Regions from separate parts of the Homo sapiens genome. Here region 2 is linked to region 1. The links are chromatin loops, found by intact Hi-C in ENCODE. Cell type or tissue: breast epithelium. All regions are shown on one strand. Each heading gives the region's core, and the rest is flanking DNA. Links, peaks and the distances in the headings are about the cores only.

The links. Peaks named below come from ENCODE experiments on the same cell type or tissue, not always from the same donor. Only the 100,000 strongest peaks of a DNase experiment are listed, where the experiment ranks them.
Region 2: it touches region 1 in a loop (3.0-fold over the local background); 1 of 110 quality-filtered maps calls a loop at or near these places.

What each region holds. Positions count from the first base shown.
Region 1 is chr2:11,532,038-11,543,854 of GRCh38, reverse strand. It overlaps GREB1 (growth regulating estrogen receptor binding 1), which reads right to left and starts at 9,810. Exons shown (of 33, transcript NM_014668.4): 1 at 9,601-9,810. MIR4429 (microRNA 4429) reads left to right here and starts at 3,178; the gene lies at 3,178-3,250. RefSeq lists an enhancer at 5,207-5,716. In breast epithelium, for the core only: no CTCF peak of the experiment used is centred there; a DNase peak (open chromatin) is centred at 4,304; H3K4me3 peaks cover 1,745 bases; H3K27ac peaks cover 1,493 bases.
Region 2 is chr2:11,609,295-11,621,111 of GRCh38, reverse strand. It overlaps GREB1 (growth regulating estrogen receptor binding 1), which reads right to left. Exons shown (of 33, transcript NM_014668.4): 18 at 10,085-10,424; 19 at 8,502-8,617; 20 at 5,822-6,021; 21 at 4,392-4,481; 22 at 2,193-2,824; 23 at 105-207. Among named protein-coding and RNA genes, the nearest start is that of NTSR2, 55 kb to the left of the region's middle. RefSeq lists an enhancer at 4,387-4,887. In breast epithelium, for the core only: no CTCF peak of the experiment used is centred there; no DNase peak of the experiment used is centred there; H3K27ac peaks cover 1,142 bases.

The DNA.
Region 1 (11,817 bases), core at 2,366-7,365:
AGCAGCACACATCAGGGGTTCAACACCCCTGCACACGAACATGGACACCGAGGCCCACGAGGTGCTGAGAACACAGCGCTCTGGGGTTCCCAGTTGCAACATCCAGCTAGATCAAAACCAGCAGGACTCATAGAGAAGGTCTTACAGGTCTCTTCAAGTTATGAGATAATAAACTCATTATCATTGAACTTCACCAATGTCAAAAAAATTCTCAAACTTGGGCTTTGCAAAGTGTTCATAATCTGTCTGCTATAGTGGTAAAAGCATTCACTTTTCAATAAGACCACCAGGGGCTTGATTCATGGTTATGCTGCTTTCAAGCTGTGTGACCTTGGGCAAGTTACCTAACTTCTCTGAACCTCCATTTCCTCTTTTATAAAATGGAGATACTAAGAACCACCTTACACGGCTGTAGTGAGGACTAAATTAACATGCAGGGCAGTTGGCATAAAATAGATGTTAATAAGTTCCAGTTTCCTCTCTAAAATTGGAATTAACTGCCCATAATTCTAATTTCTAGATGTTAACTAAAGACTTAATTTTAAGTCTTAAGCTTGCCTTAATTTTATTCACTATCACAGAGTAGTTTATCCAATGGAATTAATTAAACTTCTGGCTTCCTTAGGAGTACACCTATTGAAACGTGCCTCTCTGAGCAGATAATATATCATTTAGTCTCTTATCCCCCCTTCTGCCAGCTTCCCAACTAAACTTGAAGGGCTTTGACAGCAGGGACTATTCCAGTCACCTCTTTACTTCCCATGGTGCCCGGAACACTGCAGGTCCCCAGAAAACAACCCCTAAAAAGAGACAGTAGACGAGGAAAAGGAAGACCACATGCTTAAGGTTACAGAGAGGATTGTCAAGAAATAGACTGAGGTCCTGTCTGAAAGCATTTGGATTAGCATTTAAAGCCCCAGGTGTACCAAATAAACACATCTGCGGCTTTAATTTAGGCCCCTGGGATGCCACCGCTGTTAGAATTCCAGAAAACTAATTAGCTAATTCCCACTGCCCCAGGTATTACCTGAACTCACTTTGTTGTTTTCTGCTCCAAACAAAGCCAGAGGGGCCAGAGGAGAGCCCTTCCTATGGGCATCAAAGTACAAGATGTGCGCTTTGATTCTTTCTCCATGAACACACTGCTGCTCAGCCGCCCCGTGTCTGTTCTCTCTTCAGTTTACTCTTAAGCCAAAATCAACTGCTCCCTCTTCTGCCCTCCCCCCGCCCCAGCACTTTGCTCATACTGCACCCTCACTGGGCTCTGGGTTTGTTCTCCCTGGGGCCACAGGGAGTGTGTCAGTGTCTACACCTCCCCCAGGGACTGAGTTGCTAAATGCAGCAAGGAAGCTCACCCATCTCCCCTCTTCCCCTCGTTCCTCTCAGAGCCCAGAACAGTTTCTTACGGGAGAGTGGATCTGCAAGGGAATGGCATTGACTCTGCCGATGATCCCACGCTGCAGATCCTACTCGACCACCACCCAGGCCACCCCAAGCTCCAAGAGCAGATGCAGCCGGGGGCCTTCGGGGTCTCAGGGCTCAAGTACAGATAGCCAGGTCTCTCCCAAGCCACACATGGACAGCTTCTGGCCTGTTCTATGCCTGCCCTGTGAGAAGCAAAGAACTTTCCTCTTCCAGAATCAGGATTTTGCCTTAAACAAAGGTAAATGCTTACATAATCTGAATTGGATCCTTGGCAGAAATATTTCATTACCACTTGTTGCTAAGGGTGAAACTGAACTAGACACAGTTCCTGCCCTGAAGAACCTCACCGAGACACAGGAAGTGCAGGTCAGCAGTGTAATGCAAAATAGAAGAGATGGGGGCAAGAAGGCCTGGAGGGAAACAGAGAAGGGAATGGAAAATTCTATCAGGTCAGTCTTGGCGGGCCTCATGGAAGGCTCAGTCATCAAAGTTGAGTACAGGTTTGCTGTCTGAAAAGAAGGGGCTTTCCAGGCAGAACGTATACAAGGCATCGGCTTGACCCAAGGGCGAGACACCTATTGTGTGCCTGGGCAACACAGGTCCTTCCAGCATGAGGTGTATGCAGGGACAGGGGGTAGGAGGGCAACGAGGGGCCCGTTCAGCCTAAGCCCTGCTAAGGTGTTTGAAATTAACCACGTCAAGCCACCAAAGGAGTTAGGCAGGGCTGATGAGGCTGTGTTTGAGATTCCTGCGGCTTCCTAAGGAAGGCTTCTAGGAGGATACTGCAATAGACCAAGACTCAAAGAGGACTAAAGACTGCCTCTGTGCAGGGTGAGTAGCACGAGGAGCCTAGCTGACCTCGGGCTTTGGAAAGAGTCGGAGGCAGTGGTGGTCTCACTGTCATAGAGAAGAGTAGTGCATGGGGGTCTGAAGAGAGAGCTGAGAGGTCACGATGCCAAGTGTTCCGATCCCCATGGCCCCCCTCTCACTTGCCATCCACTCACTCGCGGATGCCCACAGAACCCGCCTGTGCACAGAGCCTCAAGCGGTGTGATACCCTCTCCTCCAGAAGGATCCATGGCAGAGAAGGAAGGGCCATGGTCTGGAGTCAAGTCTATAAGAGCAAAACCCCAACCCTGGCTTCCTGCCCGGCCTCCCTTTCCCTTCCCTTTCTGCCTCACTGCCTCCATTCTGAATCACATCCAAAACACACCACATACCCTCCCACCTGGGGTTCCATCTCCTTCTGGGAGATGGCCTTCTCCTAGAAGCCCTGCCAACCTGGCCCTTCAGGGCCACTACCCTGGCCAGCCACAGGGACATGACCCCACCCCAAATCTCACTAGAACACCCCAAATTCCAGACATCACTGACCCATGCTCCCTCCTCTTCTAACTTCCCTACAACTAAATTCTAACTGGAAGAATTCCCCAGCCAACACAGAAGCATGGTGACTTACTTCTGGTGAGTCCAAAGTTTGAGAAAACAAGACTTGAAAAAAGCAACACTCTCCGGACTGCGTCCTCAACCTGTCTCACTTTCAACAGCTGAGGAAGGATGGGAATGGGGTGCTCCAGTAATGTGGCAATAGTCAGCCCCCAATATATGACACGGCAATAAACGCATTGAGACTGCAGGATGGTCTCCTATAAACTCTTTGACGGTCCTCCCAGCAGGAAACAAGACATCATTCTCATGTAGATTTCTCCGATTTTCCCTAGAGGAACTCATAAACTCCACAGGTGTTACTGAAGGGAGAAAAGCTGGGCTGAGAGGCGACTGGTGTCTAATTTGTTTGTCTCTCCAACTCAGACTGCCTGGCCCACAGCCACAGCTCAGCCCCGAGCTGCTCTACATCTGTGCACAGAATGTCAGAGAGTGTTTCTTTGGAGAATATCTTTAAGTGCTCTCAAATGGAACTACAGAGCCATCAGCTATGTCCCCTCCGATTGCAGTAAGAACTGAATGGAAGAGAAGGACCTTCAGAATAAAGCCAGGGAAGCAGAAACCACTGAAAACCTTCTCTCTGGAACCAACCAGGCAGGGCCCAAGCAGTGTTTTGAATCTCCTTAGCCTATCATTCATAAGAACACAAACTAATTATCTGCAATCCCTTTGGATATCATTTCAAACAATAAAAATAAGGACACCCGTTCATTAAGTGGACTTGTCTCGGTTTACTGCTCCCCTGCACCTTATTAGAAGGGCCAATGCTTTGCCATTATTCTGCTGAACACAGGCCACAGCTGTCTTCGTAAGTCAACACAAACCTCTCCAACCCCCAAAGCAGGTGCTCGCTTGCAAAGTCAAATAAACCGTACCTTACAAAAAGCTGGTCACTTCAGGCACTCCACAGACCAACCAGCCAAGAGGCTAAGCCCAGCAGAGGTGGAAAGTGTGCAGGGGCTCCCGCCTCCTGGGCTGCGCCTTTGATCTGTGCCTGGGGATGGAAGAGGATGCGTGGGGCGCGTAATGCCCTGCTGTGCAGAGCCTGGCTCGGGTCTGCCTGACACCCAGGCTTCCTGGCCCCTGCCCGGCAGGGAGAGGCAGCCAAGCCAGCCAGGGGAAAAGTTTCAGAGCTAGTATCTGCTCCCAGAGCTACAACAACAACCAAAAAAAAAAAAAAAAAAAAAATTCAGCAGTAGCCCTTCCAACTGGAGCTTCATCTGCCCCAGCGCCTGCCGGGTCAGATGGCAAATGCCACCGTTTCGTGTCTTCTTAGCCCTGAAGTGTTTTGCTGGGTCACAGTGCTCTCCACACAGGTACATACCAATCTGTCTAACCACCAACAGTTAAACTGATTCTTTTTAAACTACATGGAAGTTTGTGTACTTGGACTGGAGCCACAGTACGCTGTGCAAAGAACAAAGGGTCAGGAGAAGAACACAGGCTTTGTGGTGGAAGACAGTCAGCTGGCAGCCTGGCTTGCCTCCGAAGGACTACAGGTAGCGTGGACCTAAGCCACATAAGCGAGCACGTGCCCCTTCAAACAACTCTGCTGTGAATACCATGGAACATGCCCCAACAACAAAAACCCCCTGGAGAGGCCCAGGAAATCTTCAAGAAAACACCAGCTATTGGCTGGGCACAATGGTTCACACCTGTAATCCCAGCACTGTGGGAGGCCGAGATGGGAGGATTGCTTGAGCCCAGGAGTGGGAAACCAGCCTGGGCAACATAATGAGACCACATCTCTACAAAAAATAAAAATTAACTGGCTGTGGTGGTGCACACCTGAAGTCCCAGCTACTTAGAAGGTTCAGGTGGGAGGATCGCTTGAGCCCAGGAGGCAGAGGGTGCAGTGAGCTGTGATCGCACCACTGCACTCCAGCCTGGATGACAAAGTGAGACCCTATCATAAGAGAAGAGAAGAGAAGAGAAGAGAAGAGAAGAGAAGAGAAGAGAAGAGAAGGGAGGAGAAGGGAGAAAGGAGGAGAAGAGAGGAGAGGAGGGGAAGGGAGGGGAGAGGAGGGGAGGGGACACGAGGGGAGGGGAGGGGACACGAGGGGAGGGGAGGGGGAAGGAAGGAAGGAAAAGAAAGAGAGGGAGGGAAAAAGGGAGGGACGGAGGGAGGAAGGAAGGAAGGGATGGAGGGAGGGAGGAAGGGAGGGAGGAAGGAAGGAAGTAAAGAAGGGAAGGAAGGAAGGAAGACGGGAAGGAAGGAAGGAAGAAAGGAAGGAAAGAAGGAAGGGAAAGTGAGAGAGAGGGGGAGGGAGGAAGGGAGGGAGGGAGGGAGGAAGGAAAGAAAGAAAGAAAGAAAGAAAGAAAGAAAGAAAGAAAGAAAGAAAGAAAGAAAGAAAGAAAGAAAGAAAGAAAGAAACACAAGCTCCTGTCCAGAGCTCTCTTTACATCCCTGTTGCAATTGACTCTTACGAATCCAGGACTCCTGATCAAATCCTAATTCAAAAAGGAAAGAAAATAAATCATGAGAGCCCACTCCAATTGTGCAAATACCTTTAACTTTGCTTTTTCTCTTCTTGCTAGGATCACTAACTTCCTGCAAAAGTGACTTGAATATGACCCAGAGGGTTCAAGGTCATTTATCTTTTGTAAAAAAAGGTTAAAGAGGTGGATTACTCCTCTTGGTGCCCCAGTCAGGGAGGAGAGTTCCCAGCTGTTCCTGGGCTCAGTCCCCAAAATTGCCAGGCGCTAAAGGGTAGAACTTGTGTGGTGGGCTTCTTCGTTCCCAGGCTGGGCAGTGCCTCCCTAGAAAGGGCAGTGGAGACCCCACCCATCCCTGCACCTTCATCGCCAGGCAGGGGTGGCACCCGCTGGAGGTTCTGCCCGAGCGAGCATCTGCAGCTCTGAAGCATCCCTAGTGCCAGGGCTTTACTCGTTGGGGAGGCACACTGTACGCGGTCTGTACGTGGAGTGCCCCGTGCCTTCTGCCACTCAGGGCACCGTGTGTGACGGTGGGAAACTGGAAACTAACAAAATACCCAGCAAAAAATGCATACTTAACACAGCCTGCAATAAATGCATAAAAGCTATGTGCATGAAGAGTTTGTCAATGATGCAGACACACTTAGGATACAACATTCAGCAAGATACATTTACTGTATAGAAAGATAGGTAGATCCTGCGGATAATTTTAAATTCTTATATATGAGATCATATATATTAAAATACATGTATGTATTTTATGTTAAAATAGTATATTTTATTTATAAATATATAAAATTTATATATTATTATATATTATATAAATATCATATATTTATCTAATATATGATATTTATGTAATATATAATATATAAAATATTTTTATATTTTTATATAATATATAAACTTATAACATGTTAAAATAGTATATACTATTTATTATATTTTTAGAGAAGGGAAGAGAGTTTAAGCAGTAGAGTTTTTAAGATGATGGGCTCTGGAGCCAGGTTTGGGTTTGAATCTTCACTTACTGGATATTAGACCTTGAGCAAGTTACTTAACCTTTATGTGCCTCAGTTTCCCCAACTGAAAAATGGGAGAAAAGTACTTGCTTCTTAGAGTTGTGTGGATTTAATAATTAGTATGTATAGGGTGCTTAGCATGGTACCTGGCACATATATAATATTATACATGCCAGGATAATAGTAACAATTCTTACCAATATGAAGCTTGCCACCTGTGAATAAATAAATTAAATGTGTAAAAGGGACTGAAAGAAAATGTCGGCCGGCGCGGTGGCTCACGACTGTTATCCCAGGACTTTGGGAAGCCAAGGCAGGCAAATCACCTGTGGTCAGGAGTTCAATCCCAGCCTAGCCAACATGGTGAAACCCCATGTCTACTAAAAAATGCAAAAATCAGCCAGGCGCGGTGGCGGGTGCCTGTAATCTCAGTTACTTGGGAGGATGAGGCAGGAGAATCTCTTGAACCCAGGAGGAGGAGGTTGCAATGAGCCACAATTCCAACACTGCACTCCAGCCTGGGCGACAAGAGTGAAACTCCATCTCAAAGAAAAATAAAAAAAAAGAAAATATCTATGGTACTTGCCTCTAAGAATTCAAGGTTTTTTAAAACATGCTTCTTTCAACTGTGCTGTAAATTGCTAACTTTTAAAATTGATGTAACTTACTATTATGAGGAGAAAATTAGCAAAGTTTGCCTTCATTAGGTGTGAATTGCAATGACTTTGAACCCACTATGCTTTCTAATTACTGTCAAAAATAGGCTTTTGATGTGAAAATAGCAATGAGGTACCTAAAGAGGAGAGAGCTCACCTCCAGTGTTAACTCCATCTGCTGTGCGGCTCTCTTCTCAGTTTAAATCTGCAATTCTTTGCTTAATGCCAGTATCTCTTCTTGCCATAAATCTCTTTGTTCTATTCTATACATAATGCTCTTCTACCCCTGGCCAAATCCTCTCCACATTAAACATGACAATCATAGCCACAGTTTGGCACTTTTTGGCATTTTTCTCTTTTTGGCCACAATGGCTAGGAGTGATAACTTTCAAAAAGCAGAAAAGTCTCTACCTATCCAACAAAATGCTCTAGAAACTATATAACCACCATTAATAAATAAATATGGCTTGGCTTTTACAAAATGTTTCCCTGAGAGGTTTCCAGATCACTAGAGAAGACAAAGCTTTACTGGGACAAATCATGCGGGGTTGGTGCTGCTGGCACTGCCTGGTTGCTGACTGCCTGGGGCACAAGCAGTGCCTCCGTATCCTGTCACACCTCCGACTCTGCACATGCTGTGTTCCCGCTGCCTCATCCCTCAAGACCCAGTTCAAGCATCTCTTCAATTGTGTGGTGGTTCTGACCTCCCGAAACTGAGCTGGGCATTCTCTTTGTGTCCCCACCACTCCTGTGTATGCTCCAGGCTTGCGGTGGTCTCCCAGGACCATGGTTAATCTGTGTGCTTCCCTCTCTCCCCTGCTGCCTGGGATCCCCAGGAGAGCAGAGAACATGCAGATGTACGCCCTTGGCCAATCACAGTGCCTAGGAAATAGAAGGTATCTGATAAGAGTTTATTTACAAGGTAGTGTTTGCATTTTACAGGGAAAAAAAAAAGAGTTCAGGGCAGCAAGAAGAAAGAAGATGAACAATTCCGACATCCATATCCAGGCAAAATGTAGACAGCCCAGAGATTTCAGAGATTTAGTGGGCACGGTCAGGAAGTGGGGAAGATAAAACAAATCATGTAAGTGGGGCTAATGCAACCTTTTTCTATACTCGTGAAAACCCAAGGACCCAAGCCTTCCCATCTAGTTAAAGACTTTCCTCAGCCTCTCCCCTTGAATCACCGAATCCTAGACTCTCAGACCTAGAAGTAACCAAAGAACTCAATCAATGTATTTCAATCAACACACACCTTATTTCTCTATTATTTATTTATTATTATTTTTTAAGTGTCATCCTGTGTGCCAGGCACTGGAAACTCGAAGAGTAAAGTCCTTTCCTTGTAAAAATGCTGTTTAATGGAAACAGACATTTAGATTATGGTATGAGAATTAACTTCTAATTCAACATGGTACCTGGCCCTTCCTGAGATGACCTTCAAAAGATACTGAATTAAAAATAAATAAATAAATAAATAAATAAGTGGGGTGAGGTATTTTAAGCCACAGTGATGAAAAGATGGAAGGGATGCCATTAGCTAACTAGAGGTTCAGGTTTCATAAACTTCCAGAAGCCAGACTAGAGAGGGAATGTGGAGCTGACACAGGAGAAGGGTGCATACCTGGGGGGACCAACTGGCCCTGAGGAAATGCAGAGACTCAGATACGCCAGACAAGTGTTGGGAGGAGTGCACAGCAGCGCTGGGACCAGGGGTCTTCTGTGAAATCCTGTCTACAGAGCAGGTAGCTCCTCTACCTCCCACCCCAGGGCCACATGCAGATCTCCCAGGAGCCAGGCGTTCACCCCAGGCAAAAAATACCGAAAGCTCTTCTGATACAAATTGAATCAACCAACAAGAACTAGAGCCGCTAACGCACAGTCTGGCATTCAGAGGCCTCCAGAATGCCAGCTGATTCTGTCCTGAGCACCCCAAAAGTGACACCTGCCAGACACCAGCGCCCCCTGTGGACACAACACTCCCAGTCAACCTTCTCTGCCTCACTCTTAAACACACATGAAAATCCAAGGGTCATGTAGCACTTAAGGAAGGAAACATGAAAACAACATCCAGGAGAAGAAACAGAAGAAAAGACACCAAAGCAATCAGAGAACAACCAGGTATATGTGAAGAAGAAGCACACATCCCCCTCTAATTACCATCCTCAGGAAGACTGAGGGCCACACTCTGTTTCCCAACCAACCCAATCACTGAGCCACTCAACAATCACACAAGAGGAGCTCTCACGGGTGAGCCTGTTGATCTGGCTTTACTGCTGAGGGGCCCCCAGGTAAACTGAAGAGCTGTGCAGAAAGGCTGGGGGTATGAAAGCCGCACGCTCCCCACTTCAGCACACAGGGTCAGCAAGAGTTGCAGTGATGTTCCCACATACAGTCAGTTCAGCTATAACGCTTGTTTTGAAACTGCAAATTTGTACGGACAGATTGACATATTACAGAACAATTTGAATACCTTGTGGGTTTTGTGTGTGCCTGGTGATTTCCTCTGCAAGAAACACAAAAGTAAGTTCAGAAAAATGGTGCCCAACTGACCCCAGCTGCTTGAGAATATACAAAAGGCGCACACACACCAGCCTCAAGCACCTACCACCTACCTCCAGTCACCACACGTGTTAAAAGCCATGTCCTTCCACACATGGTGTCAGAACTTTCCATAGGGCTCCAGGTCTCTGTCCTTCTTCCATTTGGCAGGTCCTCAAGAGCTGCAAGCCTTCCATTGAAAAAACTTTATTTCATTTACCTTTGCACTTTGAGGTAAAATCCCATCTCTACTGCAGTATTTATGTATCTCTTAACCATTTAGCATGTGTAAAACGGTGCTGCCCTTTTTATTAGGTTTTTATCTTTTTAAAAAATGTGTCATTGATGAAGTTTTTGAGAGCTGTTGCCCTAAGCCTGTATTCGTCATAAACCCTGCGGTTTTTATTGCCCAATCTTGCATGGTGCAATAATTTTTAGGAACACATATATCAAGTTATAGTAGAATTGATTATGTGTTTACATTTCTGCCTGCAAGCTACAATTTTCTCCTAGGGGAGAACATGGCGGGAGAGCATGGTGTGCAGATTCTAGTTTAGAAAATATGGTCCACACAACTGAATTTCACACCAGTCACCCCTAGTTCATTGTTTCTGGCTACCCCAAAACGTTCATCACCGGCTTGCCTTTCTCCCTGCACTAAGCTAGAATCTCAAAGAACCAATTGTTGGGTTTTGTTGGTAGCAATCTGTGTATCATCCATTTTTTCCTCCATCAAACACAAAATTAAATTCAAGCATAAATAATGAAATTGTTGTTCCCGGCTTCTGTTTACAGAGTCTCAGGGACGCTGTGGAGCTGGGTGTGCCTGGGTCCAGTCCCTGCCCCCTCACCCACCGGAGCTGTGTGACCTTGGACAGCCTCCCTCACTCCCTGAGCTCCAGTTTCCTCAGCCATAAACAGAGATAACAGTGCTGACTTCAAAGCTGACTTTGTGAGGATTAAATGAGATAATGTAGTAGAGTATTTAGTACTGTGGCTGGCACTTCAGTGTTTTCCCATTTATCTGTTTTTTTCAAGATGAGTGATCTCTTTGCTGATCATAAACATATTCCTCCATCTGTCTTGTGTTATTCGCCTGCATTGAAATCCCATCCCAATCCCCGTCTCTATTTGAAAGTGGAGCTTAAAAATTGCAAAAATGAATAATTGGGATGTGCAAAACCTCTTAACTTGTAGCACCAAGTTTTTTGTCTCATGTTGATCAGTCTCTCTCTTCTTGCATTTCTCTCCCATTAGTTTGGAGTTGCCATTCATTCCTTCATTTATTCATTCACTCAACAAACATTTATGGGTGCCTGGTATCTACTGGCTATGTGACTGACTTAACTTCCCAGAGCCTCAGTTTTCTTGGCAAAATGAAGATAATAATACCTCTATCATAAGGTTGTTGGAAGGCTTTCCATGACACCAGGACCGTAAAGCACCTTTTACACCGTCTGCCATATGGCAGGTGCTCAACAAAGGATATCTTTAAGCAGTATCATCACGATGACAATGGACAAGCCATATCCCTAACAGGGCTTAAACCTGGATAACAAGAACACTGTTTCCACTGCGCTAGTGGGGACAAGCACACACATCGCTGGGAAGATCTGCAAGCCTCCCTCCTCCCACAGACCCAAACATGCTGCTGCAAATGTCTCACTGGCTACAAAACAATGAGTCTGATTACGACCCACAGAAATGAAAAGGCAGCAAACTTGTTTAGGTATGATTCATCATTGTCTGCTGCGGCAATCAGAAGTATTTTGGTTGCTTCTAGGTCAGAATGACCCAGTTGCCACACTTTTTTTCACTGCTAAAGTTCGTAATGAACCTTTAAACAAAAACTAAAGGCGTAAGGAAAGATAACTACTTTGTGGCTTTTGCTCAAAGTGAGGACGTTATCAGCTCTGCCCTTCAGAAGCAAGCCCTGATCAAGGAAACCATTCACACTTGATTTTCTTTATTTTATTGGCCACAATTGAACATAGGTATAATTTTCATGAACCTCCCTCGCTCCAAGACCAGAGCTCCTAGGAAGTTGTCTTTCCCATCTGTTTCCCGGCCCCTACCAGAAATAAGTGCCATGAGAGTGTTGACTGATGAAGGGCTCCTATACGCGGGTTGATTTTCAAGCAGTTAAGAAGCAAGAATTAATGACTCGAATATATGATCTTTGCTAAACTCTTCAGGAATAAATGAACATTTCCCACTTTATTCTTGCTAATGTTGACTCCTTAGCAAAGATAATTTCAACATATTTAATATGGCATATTCAAATGACAGAA
Region 2 (11,817 bases), core at 4,140-9,139, 75 kb before region 1:
TGAATCTGAGAATTCCATCTAGAAAGTGAAATATAAAATTAAAGTCACTTGAGAAAGTGATGAAGGTGGCTCCAAGCCCACATAACCCCAAACAGATAACTCACTGATATTGATCTCCTCCTCGTCATAGACATCCACTTCTGTGAGCCGAACAAGCATCCTGGACAGGACACTGAGGAACTGCAGGTAGGCACCTGTCTTCCCGATCTGTAAAGGTATAGGAGTTAAAACCCCCAGTGAGGAAGCCCCATCCGCGTGCCAGGCACCGGCTGAACACCTGGCATGGCTCCTGACATCTGCCTCACTTGAAGATCCTGTCTTTAAAATGAGAACCCTGTGGATGCAAAGATATTTGAAGGGAAGAAGCGTGGCAGGTGGACAAATGGACTCCCACGAGCATAAGGCCTTCCTGCTTAAATATCGTCGCACACGCATCTCTAGATTTTAACCAGCCGCATTTTTAAGCTGTTAGAAATAGAAGTTTATCATAAGCCAAAGCAAGCTGCTTCAAAAAAATAGGATACTATAAACATGCCTTATGAATCTTGCAAATTGCTTGTCTTAATCATTATGTCTGTACAAGACAGCAAAATTCATTGTATAAGACATAAAAAAAAAATGCTTCTCGTATTTCTCCTTCTAAACCCAGGAAAAGAACAACTTTCTTCTTCTTCCTTCTCCTGCTTCCTATAACGTAGAGTTCCCTGCTTCCCCAGCCCAGCTTCAGGCTAGCATACCTCCTATTAATCTTAGTCCATTTTGGTTATTACTGATTGAGAAGTACCCATGGTCTGGCCCAGTACCCTCCCTGTACCACTGTATAAACAGCCACTACAGGCGTGGGTTTCCTGGCTCACACTTGTAATCCCAGCACTTTGGGAGGCTGAGGCGGGCGGATCACGAGGTCAAGAGATCCAGACCATCCTGGCCAACATGGTGAAACCCCATCTCTACTAAAAATACAAAAATTAGCCGGGCATGGTAGCATCTGCCTGTAGTCCCAGCTACTCGGGAGGCTGAGGCAAGAGAATCGCTTGAACCCGGGAGGCGGAGGCTGCGGTGAGCTGAGATCGTGCCACTGCACTCAAGCCTGGCGACAGAGCGAGACTCCGTCTGAAAAATAACAATAATAATAAACAAAAGAGCCACTCCAGGGATGTGCTTTCCAAGCACCGAGCCCAATGCTTGGTTCATGCTACAACTCAGTAAATGCCAATGAATGGAAATAACTAACTTTACAGAGGAAAATATGACACCCAACCACAGGGAAGCTTCAGAGAAAATATCTGCAATACAGATGATAGACAAAGGACAAAAATCTGTAATATCTAAAGCACTTCCACAAATCAACAAGAAAAAGTCAAATGGCCTAAAGGAAAAACAAATAAGAGAAACCAGAAAATCACTGAAAAAGAAGTATCAACGACCAGTAAAAACACAAGAATATGTCAACCTTACTAGTAAAACCGTAAGGTATTATTTTTCACCCATCAAAGAGACAACGATTTTAAACTGATAATATCCAATAGTGTGAGGGTATGGAAGAAGGGAGACTCCTTGGTAAGAAACATTTTCTTTTGTCCTTTTTAAATCAGAAAAAGTAATATTGTTCATTCTACAAGTTTAAGAAACAAATGGATACTGAACCGCATCCCAGCCCCAAAGCCCAGCTCTGTTCCAAAGAGCAGATTCCAGTCCCCAGCCCTCCTCCTCCCCACAGGCTCACGCACAGGAGATTCTGCCATTGAGAGGTGAAATGGACTTTTGTTGTTAAGGAAACACCATGCATTGCAGGAAGGCTGAGACAGGGAAACAGAACCCCTAGTTCTCCGTTCATGGTTCACCGAAACCTTCCAGTGGAGAACCCAGAGTTTTGTTTCTATTTGTCAGAGAACATGGGCAGTGGCCGAGTGAGATGATGTGGATTGAGGAACCGTAGTCTGATACACCCAGAAAGGTCTCCTGTCCGCCCCCTACATCACACAGGGGAGGAATGGAAGCCACCAGCCCTGAGTGGCAGATGAGTCCTGCCCTCCTCCCTCCGGTCCACCCCAGGCCATTGGAGAAGATTCCACCACGGGAAGGGTGAAAAGTGAAGACGTGGGTGCGGTCACCCCCAGGCCTGCCCTCCAGATGGGAGTGTGAGGACCCCCCCAGTCCGGGGCTGTGCTGGGGCAGCGAGCAACACTCACCTGAGGGGGGCCGCTGAGCAGCAGCCTGCGGGGGTGGAAGCCGTCCACGCGGCCCTCGGCCCGGTTGCCGTAGTCCATGTGGCTGGGCCGGGGCACCGTCCACTGCCGGTAGTAGAGGGACTGCTCGGTGGATGTCATGGTCTTGCTGAGCAGGGGGCGGAAAGAGCTGGCCCACATGACCGAGGGGGAGGGCAGGAGGGAGGCGGCCTTGGGCAGGCCACTGCTGTCAGTGGACACAACCATGTCGTACACGAGCTTGGGCAAGAAGACAATGGGTGGCTGGCGGCAGGCCTTGGTCAAGGAGCACTGGGAGGCCTGCAGGACCCACGTGCCGGCAGCGGGCGCCACGGATGAGGAGGATGAGCCCGAGGAGGAGGACAGCTGGGAGCACGACGAGGTGACCGACACCTGGACGCTCCTCTGGCCGGTCCTGAGGCTACAGTCGGGCTGGGGCGTCGGCCCGGGACTGTGCCTGCTGATGGCCGAGGGTGGCCCCTGACTTGCCCGGGGCCTCTGTTTCTCACCAGGGGCTCTGCCCTCCTCTGCGGGGCCACGGGGCTGGGGCGACCTGGCATGCTCTCCCTGGGGGAGTGCTGTGGGCTGAGCCGAGGACTCGCCACCGAGCGCTGAACCTGAGGAGAGACGAACATGGTCAGGGACGTCCTAGAAGGTACCTGTCCCAGGAGTCACCCATCCCAGGAGTGACCTGTCCCAGGAGTCACCCATCCCAGGAGTGACCTGTCCCAGGAGTCACCCATCCCAGGAGTGACCTGTCCCAGGAGTGGCCCATCTCAGGGGCGACTCGTCCCAGGAGTGAGCTGTCCCAGAACTTGCCGGCGGCTCCTGTTTCTGCCCCAGGCCCCCTGTACTGTTTCAGGCAAACAGACCCAGTGGTTGCAGCTTTTCTGACTGAGCTCCTGCCTATGAGGCAGGGCTTCTTTCAGTCCCCGAGCTCTGGGCTGAGGGTGAAGAGGCTCAGTGCTGACTCCATCGGGGGCATCTGGGAGGGAGACCCCAACCACCAGCTCACTGCTGTGCACAGGCGCAGGAGGTGAGGGGAAAAGAAGGGCGGCCCCAGATGCCCCCTAGCCAGTCTCCTGGTGGGCCCTGACCTCTGACCTTTCCCCGTCCCAGACCAAACAGCAGGGACTCTCAGCCGCTCCCTCAGCCACAGCTAGGCACACCCCCGGCCCCAACAACAGGAGCCTGCGGCCACCGCACACACCCGTCCCCGCACCCAGGCCCTGCACGTCTCGCCCCTGAGCCTCTCGGCCCTTAAGGCTTCCTGCACTTGCAACACCTTCCGCAAGGCCCGACTGAGGGTCAGCTGCTCTCTCAAACCTGTGGTAACCTCACCTACCCTGAAATCTGCCCTCTGCCTTGGGACAAAATTACAGACTTCTTCATATGTGAAGTGAAAATGTGTGCAAAAGACTACTGCAAAATAACACGTCTTTTATGAGAACAATGAGTTCGTTCCCTGAGGTCAGGTCTACATCTCATTTATCCTTCAGTGCTGATCCAGATAGCAAGTAGGCCCTCAGAATGCTTTTGGCGGAAAGACAGGGACTGTGCGTGCTGATGGCCGACGGTGGCCCCTGACTTGCCCGGGGCCTCTGTTTCTCACCAGGGGCTCTGCCCTCCTCTGCGGGATCCTGACTACTCTCGGAGACAGAGGAACCCCTTAGGGCAGAGACCGTGTGGAGCCTGTGGTTGGCACTGCCCACCCGCTGTGGCTGTGGCTACGCGGAAGGCTCATGAGCTTGTGTTGCCTTTTGTTGCTCTTCCCCCAGTGAAGTCTCCATGTCTACTTCTCTCCTTGCGCTCAGCTCCTCTCCCCACAGGGCACAGGGTTTTCCCAAACCAACAACGGCAGGGAGAACACCCGGGGACCCGCCCCTAACACGGCCAGGACTCAGCCTGAGGCCCCAGCCACAGTGAGGGGCAGGGTCCACGGTCCTCCCCTGAGCACAGGGGCAGCAGAACCCTACAGTCTTGCTCAGTCTTCAAGTTCTCCGATCCGAAGTTGACCACAATATTTACTCTCTAGAGAGTCTAGCACTTCAAAGATTTCCTTATCTTTCCAGTTCTGATGGAAAATAAAGGATCAGCAAATAGCCCTCTATAGGTTTCTTTTCATTCTCTGAAACCTCAAAAATCAGTCTGCTGGTCTGGTCCTTCCCGTGTGGGAAGACTCACCGGAAGCCTTGGAGGAGAGGGATGAGGATGCTGAGTCGTGGGAGCGGGACCTCTCCCTTTTCATGGGGCTTCTCTTCTCCGAGGTAGAGCCTGTTCCAAAACACACACGCTGAGAATGCACCGAAATCACCATTCCTGACATTTGCCCAGCACTTCACAGTGTGTAAAGTGTGTTCCCATGCATCACCTCTCCCCATCCATTTACTCATTCACTGCCATCTTCCAGGCCCCCACCATGGACAGAGCACTGAGGAGACAGGAGGGAGTGGGCTGCAGTGCAGGGAGGCACTCTGGGTGCAGCGAAGGCTCCTGCCCATGAGGCACAGCTGCAAGCTGGTGGAGGAGATGCAAAGAGAGAGGGGTCGGGGAGCCTGGGGGAAAAGCAGGGCATCTCCTGGAAGAGGGGGGCATCTGGCCGTCGCCCTGAAGGGCCTCAGGGTTTTGCAGGTAAAGTAGAGAAAGGAAAACTCTGAGCAGCAGGAAGGGCAGCCGTGCAGCGCAGAGGCCAGAAGGGCAGGGCACAGCCCGGCCACTGCAAGTTTAACGTGGGCCAGTGCTCAGTGCAATGCGGGCTATGGGTAGAGAGAAGCAGATGGTGAAACTAAAGAAGGGGGTCCTGAGATGCCAGGGAGCACGGAGACGTGCAGCAGATACTCACAAATGAAAGAATTAAATCAGAGTCTCTGCCGTGCTTCGAAAAGATGGCTACAGGCGGGCAGGCCTTTCCATCTACATTTTACAGACGAGCAAGCTGAGGCTAAGAGAGGTCCCACAGTCAAGACAGACAAGGCAGACCACAGACCCGCGCTGGTGCCCACACCCACCTCCTTCCATTCCACACACTCCACAAATGCTTTCTAGTTTTTGAATGACTGTCTACGTCTTTCTCATCACATTGTTGACTATAGTCAATGCCTTGCGATGTTATCATTTATGTGTCCTATTAAAAAGGCGGCATCAGATTTGAAGAGTCTGCAAATGAGCCTGTTTTCACACTTCTTAAAAATGGACAGCACGCTGTTGGGTTGATTCACAGAGGAAATAAACAAGCAAATCACACTAGGTGGGAATTCCACCAGTGAGTGGAACGAGGAACTCTAAGAAATTTTGAACTTGAACTCTAAGAAATCTTAATTTTTCTTCCTATTCTTTAAGAATTCTAGAACTAGGAAAAACCTATAGGGATTTCCATTTTCTCACACCACCAAAAGAGATGGGGAGAAAACAAACAAAATCTGAATTCAGTGAGAGCTCTGCCATTTCATCCAACACTGGAGACCTCTCATCCAGAGCCGCTGTCCAGCAGACAGGTCCCAGGACCCTGCTGAACTGGAGACAGCTGTCTCCATAAGCACAGGCAGCCTCAAAGCTCAGAAGCCAAGAAAGACATGCAGACAGGGACAAGTAGGCTGAGGGCAGCCATCCCTCACCTTCTGTCCCCAGCTCCTCATCCTCGTTGTCTGTGCTGCTCAGCTTCTCAGCATCACTCTCCAAGGCCTCGTTCCTAGCCCCCTTCTCCAAGGGAACCTCGTTGCTCACAAAGTAGGCAGCCAGGCCCAGCTCCTGCTCCAAGGCTGTTCTCACCAAGCAGGAGGAGTTTATCAATCGCAGGTCACAGTACCTCAAAGACCTAGCAAGACACAGAAGAAGGTGTCTGTTTAGTGCCTTCCACAAGTGGAGTGCTGTTCCCACTGCGGCAGGCAGCACTGATCGGGACCACACCCCACCTTCCTGGTGAGGACCCAAGGACTCGTACAAGTGGAAAAGCCAACAGTGTTACTGGGAGCTTGCAGCAACAAATTCAGTATAATAGTAAATCTTTGGGGACACCCACTATGCATTTAGCTCTGTGCTGCACTAACTTTTGGGTCAGATAAAAAAGGGGCTTGCAGCACTTTGGGAGGCCGAGGCGGGCGGATCACAAGGTCAGGAGATCGAGACCATCCTGGCTAACACGGTGAAACCCCGTCTCTACTAAAAATACAAAAAATGAGCCAGGCGTGGTGGCGGGCGCCTGTAGTCCCAGCTACTCGGGAGGCTGAGGCAGGAGAATGGAGTGAACCCGGGAGGCAGAGCTTGCCGTGAGCCGAGATTGTGTCACTGCAATCCAGCCGGGGCGACAGAGCCAGACTCCATCTCAAAACAAAACAAACAACAACAACAACAACAAAAAGGGGGGGCTTGAACCTGAGCTCTGCTACTTCCTAGCGACAGAAGCCGTGACAAGCTGCACAACTTCTCTGAGGCTCTGATTTTTTCATCTGAAAGATGGGAATGAATATTAATAACCATCTGGCTGGGCGTGGTGGCTCACACCTGTAATCCCAGCACTTTGAGAGGCGAAGGCGGGCCGATCACTTGAGGTCAGGAGTTCAAGACCAGCCTAACCAACATGGCAAAACCCCATCTCTACTAAAAATACAAAAATTAGCCGGGTGTGGAGGCAGGTGCCTATAATCCCAGCTCCTCGGGAGGCTGAGGCAGGAGAATCACTTGAACCCAGGAGGCGGAGTCTGCAGTGAGTTGAGATTGCACCACTGCACTCCAGCCTGGGCAACAGAGTGAGACTCCGTCTCAAAAAAAAAAAAAAAAAAATCTAAGTCCGCTGTGATAAAGATTAAATGTAATCAGTGAGCATTTAATTATTCAATCCAAGTGAACACAGGCCAGGGTACTAGATGCTAGAAATATGATGGCAATCAAGTCGGACACCAACAAGCAATGCTATCTGTGAGCAGCAGAGGAAAGGCCAACCCCGTGCTCAGACTTGCGCAGCAGAAACACAACCAAGGCAAAGGGCTTAGAGAGGGGTACGTGAGGGTTCCAGTGGGGCTCTGAAACTTACTGCTCATGACCTCAAGCAAATGATCGTTCATTGACTCAACCATGAAACAGGATGGTAATACTACTGCAGCAAGGAGTAAGTTTCATATGAAAAGTCTATCATGATGCCTGGTACAAAGAAGGTACCAGAAGGTACCTGGTATTCAGCAAATGCTTGCTAAAATTTAAAATAGATTAAGACATTGTCTCAGTCCTTAAGGAGTTGAAGAAGAAAAGAATTAATCCATGTGAAATAGCAACAAGCAAGGTCAAATGTTCTGGAGCCCCCTTCCCCTGGCCCATGAGTATGCAGCATGCACAGGGCCGTTTGCTGAAGTGTGGGGTGCTCCTGGGGGAAGAAGCCAGGCCCACTGCTGGCCAGACTGGCTTAATCTCAGTAAGCCTCAGTTTCTTCATCCGTAAAATGGGACTACTGAAATAGCACCTTTCCCCCAGGATTAAGGTGAGAGTAAAATGAAATAAAACCTAAAAGAAGAATCTAGGACAGTTCCCAGAACATAACAGGAATTCCACTGATGTCGGCTTTTGCTATCTTTTGCTGGCCGTCTGCTCTTCTCCACCGGTATGAAGTCTCTAAAACCCAATCTGTCACTACCAATCCAAGAAACTGCCTTACAGGAGGCCCAGGGACCTGAGTCTCGAGTGTCCGCATGTCTGTGTGGTGGCCTAGAGACCCCCCACACCAGCGGACATCGAGTGGATATGTGGCTAAGACTTTCCAGGCTGTGATGGATTCAGAGGGACACATCTTTTGAGACAGTCCACTCTGTGCTGGAAGAACCAGCTCTTCCCGAGCAGCGTCAGTTGCCTCCACTCCCAGAACGCCTCCTAAGCCGGGAGGGCCCAGGCATTGCGGCAGCCTAGGTACCAGCAGGAACTGTGGCTGCAACTCCTGGAGAGGATGCCGTACTGTCCCAAGCAGAACTGCCATCCCCAGCACACACAGAGCGCCCCATGGGGAGACACTGAACTCAGGAGGCATGAAATCCTGACTCCACCTGCAGAGCCTCCACCCGTAGAGCCTGGCAACAGCCGTCACCACGAGCCCAAACAGCGCCTTTCTGAGAATCAGGAGAAGGGGCACGGGCCTCAGACGCACTCAGGCCCATGCTGGGAAAGCCACGATGAAGGCCCCACCCACGGGGCCTGTGAATGTGAGTGGTGCTGCCTACCGTCAGGGCACAGCAGCCCCCCTGACATGCTCCTTGAGGGGGCCCAGGCAGCCAGCTCCTCAGAGACCCCCAGGGGCATAACCCCTCCACTCACCTCGGCAAGGACTCCCCATGCGGGTCCATCCCACTGAAGATCAGGATGCAAGGCAGACCCTCCAGCTCCAAGTAAGTCTGGGGTCTCCACTCCACATCCTCAATTTTCTGCCACATCTGCAGATAACGAAAAAGAAATAAAGCCACAGACGCCTCCCTTCCCAACCAGCCCAGCTCAGAGGAATCCTGATGGCCTCCCACACCAATTTAAACTCCTTGAACTATATCTTCTGACCAAAAGGAAATTTCTTTAGACTGCAAATAAGCACACCATCCACTTGGCCACCGTATTTTCAGTCGGCTAGAACATGGAGATTAGCCAGCCAGAGCATGTCCAAGACATCTCTATCAGCTGACCAGCTCCGTGAAAGGAAGTCTATGTTGTCAGCTGCTCCTTAAGTCTTTTTTTTTTTTTTTTGAGACAGAGTCTCGCTGAGTCACCCAGGCTGGAGTGCAGTGGCGCAATCTCAGCTCACTGCAACCTCCACCACCAGGGTTCAAGTGATTCTCCTGCCTCAGCCTCCCGAGTAGCTGGGACTACAGGCGCACGCCACCCCATCTGGCTAATTGTTGTATTTTTAGTAGAGACAGGGTTTCTCCATGCTGGCCAGGCTTATCTCGAACTCCTGACCTCAAGTGATCCGCCCGCCTCGGCCTCCTAAAGTGCTGGGATTACAGGTGTAAGCCACCGCGCCCAACCAGCTGTTCCTTATGTCTTGCCTGTGCTCTCTCCTGACAGTGTCCTCCCTTTCATTCCTGTTTTCCACTCATTTGTTCTTTCCCTAAACCTTTTGCATTTTCTGTCACCTGCAGATTGAGTGAGAACCTACTATGGGCCAGGCGCTGTGCTAGGCTTTGGGGGCTGAGTTCTGTGGGGATGGCCATTGCCCCCCACCATCTGGGAGAGGGGCTAGATGACAGGCAGGGAGCATGGCACTGCCCTGGGCATGGCAGAGGGGGAGGGTGGCTTCCTGAAAGAGGAAAGACACCAACCTAAGTGCTGCAGAAAATAAGCAGGGCAGCTCACACCTGGAACCCAGCACTTTGGGAGGCTGAGGCAGGAGGGTTGCTTGAACTCAGGAGTTTGAGATCAGCCGGGGCAACATGGAGAAAATTTTAAAAATTTTAAAAATTAGCCGAGTGTGGTGGCACACGCTGGTGGTTCCAGCTACTCAGGAGCCTGAGGTGGGAGGATCCCTGGAGCCCAGGAGCTCAAGGCTGCAGTGAGCTGTGATCACGCCACCGCACTCCAGCCTGGGCCACAGAGTGAGACCCTGTCTCAAAGGGGAAAATAAAGAAGCATCAGCTAAACAAAGAAGAGAGGAAATGGATGCCCAGGAAAAAAGAAAGCAGGCTGTTGCCCAGAGGTCTAAAGTCATAAGGCAATGCTGCAGGGGTGTGGGGGTGCTGCTGGGGCGGAGGGCAGAGGTGGGGAAGCACAGAGAGGAGGCTGAGGGGTGGCTGGGTCTAGGGAAGCCACGTTGGCCACGCTGTGGGGTTCGTGACACTCCCTGCCTCTGGTGGGCCCCTCAGCTCTCCCAGGTACCCCCAGGCCCTCCGCCCCTCCCTGCGCACAGCACCTACCCTGAGCTGCTTTACGAAGTGCTTCCCCACGGTGACGCCTGAGCTGGGACTGCCCAGGATGATCTCAAAGTGCTCCTCCAGCGCCAGCCGGGCCCGCACGTGGGCCAGCCGCTCATAGGCCACCACCGCCAGGGGCGAACAGGGCACCCGCAGCAGGACCATGAGCCCGTGGCCGCAGGGGCACTGCTTCGGGGAGTTGAGGAGGTTCTGCGTGATCTCCAGCGTCTCCACCGACGTGTAGTTCTTCATCTGCGGGAGGCCGCTTACGGCCATCAGGGCGGCCGCGTAGTGCTGCACGAGAACAAAGGTCCTGATCACCGCGCTGTGCAGGCGGGGGAACCTGCAAGGAACACAGAGAGACCATGTCTGTGACGGCCGCGCCCACCGGCCTGCTGCTGCCAAGTCACCCAAGACATCCGTCACTCTACCACAGGCAACTCCGGCATTATACGCAGTTGTGTTGCCTCTGGAAGGTGGTTGTGGGAACCTGAATGAGAAGCCTTCTTTAGAAATCAAATTATACAGTCCTTTGTTTTTTCCAGCTGGAAAACAAAAACATAGGTTTGTTGTTATTACGTTTTTCCAGCATTTGGCACTTAGTAGCTGCTCAATAAATATTTGTCCAATGAATGAGCAGATGAATAAATGGTATAAATGCCTATTTTGTCTCTATCAGCACAATGTGCAGCTCTCTGAGGAGGGGACTAAGTTGCCTCTGGTTCCTACTAGAAACAGGAGAACCACCAGCAATCAATATGGAAATGCAGCTACCGGAGGCCCGAGTTCTAAAGGCCCATCTCTGTGTTCACTTCGATCACAGTGAATTATTAGAAATATAACTAAACGTATTTTGACAGACTAATTACAAATCAGAACATATCCAGCCAAATCAAGAATCCCAGTTTTTGCTTCAGAAACTGTGGTTACTATCTGTGTCCCCACACAAAGGTGGTGGCTGCTCCCACAACCACCTGCTCTCCTAGAGTGGCTCTGACCCGTTAGTCACACAGACCCCAGGGCACCAATGGAAAAGCCCAGGTCCCTGTAGATGATGGTGTTTCTCAACGTGAATAAATAAATTGGTATCCAGTTTATGCACAATGTTCTTCTGGGTTGATTGAGCTGGAATGGGTCCTCCTGACTCTGGCTTTTTGTAGCAAAGGTAAGGTAGTTTCTCGACCTACAAAAATGAGTACCATACCGTGGCCATGCCACCCTGTGAGTTCTATCAGGGCAGCCAGCTCGCCTTCCTACAGCACTTGATAGCATTTCTGACATTGCGATGACATCCCTGCTCCTTCTTCCTGACCATCCTCCTCCTTTTCTTCATGTTTCCTTCAGCACTTCATCCACTACGCAGGTCACATAAGCTGGAAGCTGGCCTGGCAAGCTTGCCATTACCAGGGCTGTCTAGGAAGGTATAACTGGTCCACAGACTCTGGCATGAAGGGGACTCAGCAGCCCAGGGACTGCTCTACCTACCCCTGGTGCACCTGTCAAATAATGCCCAGGAAACGGATTGCCTGAGGTCAGGAGTTTGAGGCCACCCTGGCCAACATGATGAAACCCTGCCTCTACTAAAAATACAAAAGTTAGTCAGGCATGGTGGCACACGCCTGTAATCCCAGCTACTTGGGAGGCTGAGGCAGGAGAATCGCTTGAACTCAGGAGATGGAGGTTGTGGCAAGCCAAGATCATGATCACCACTGCACTCCAGCCTGGGCCACAGAGCG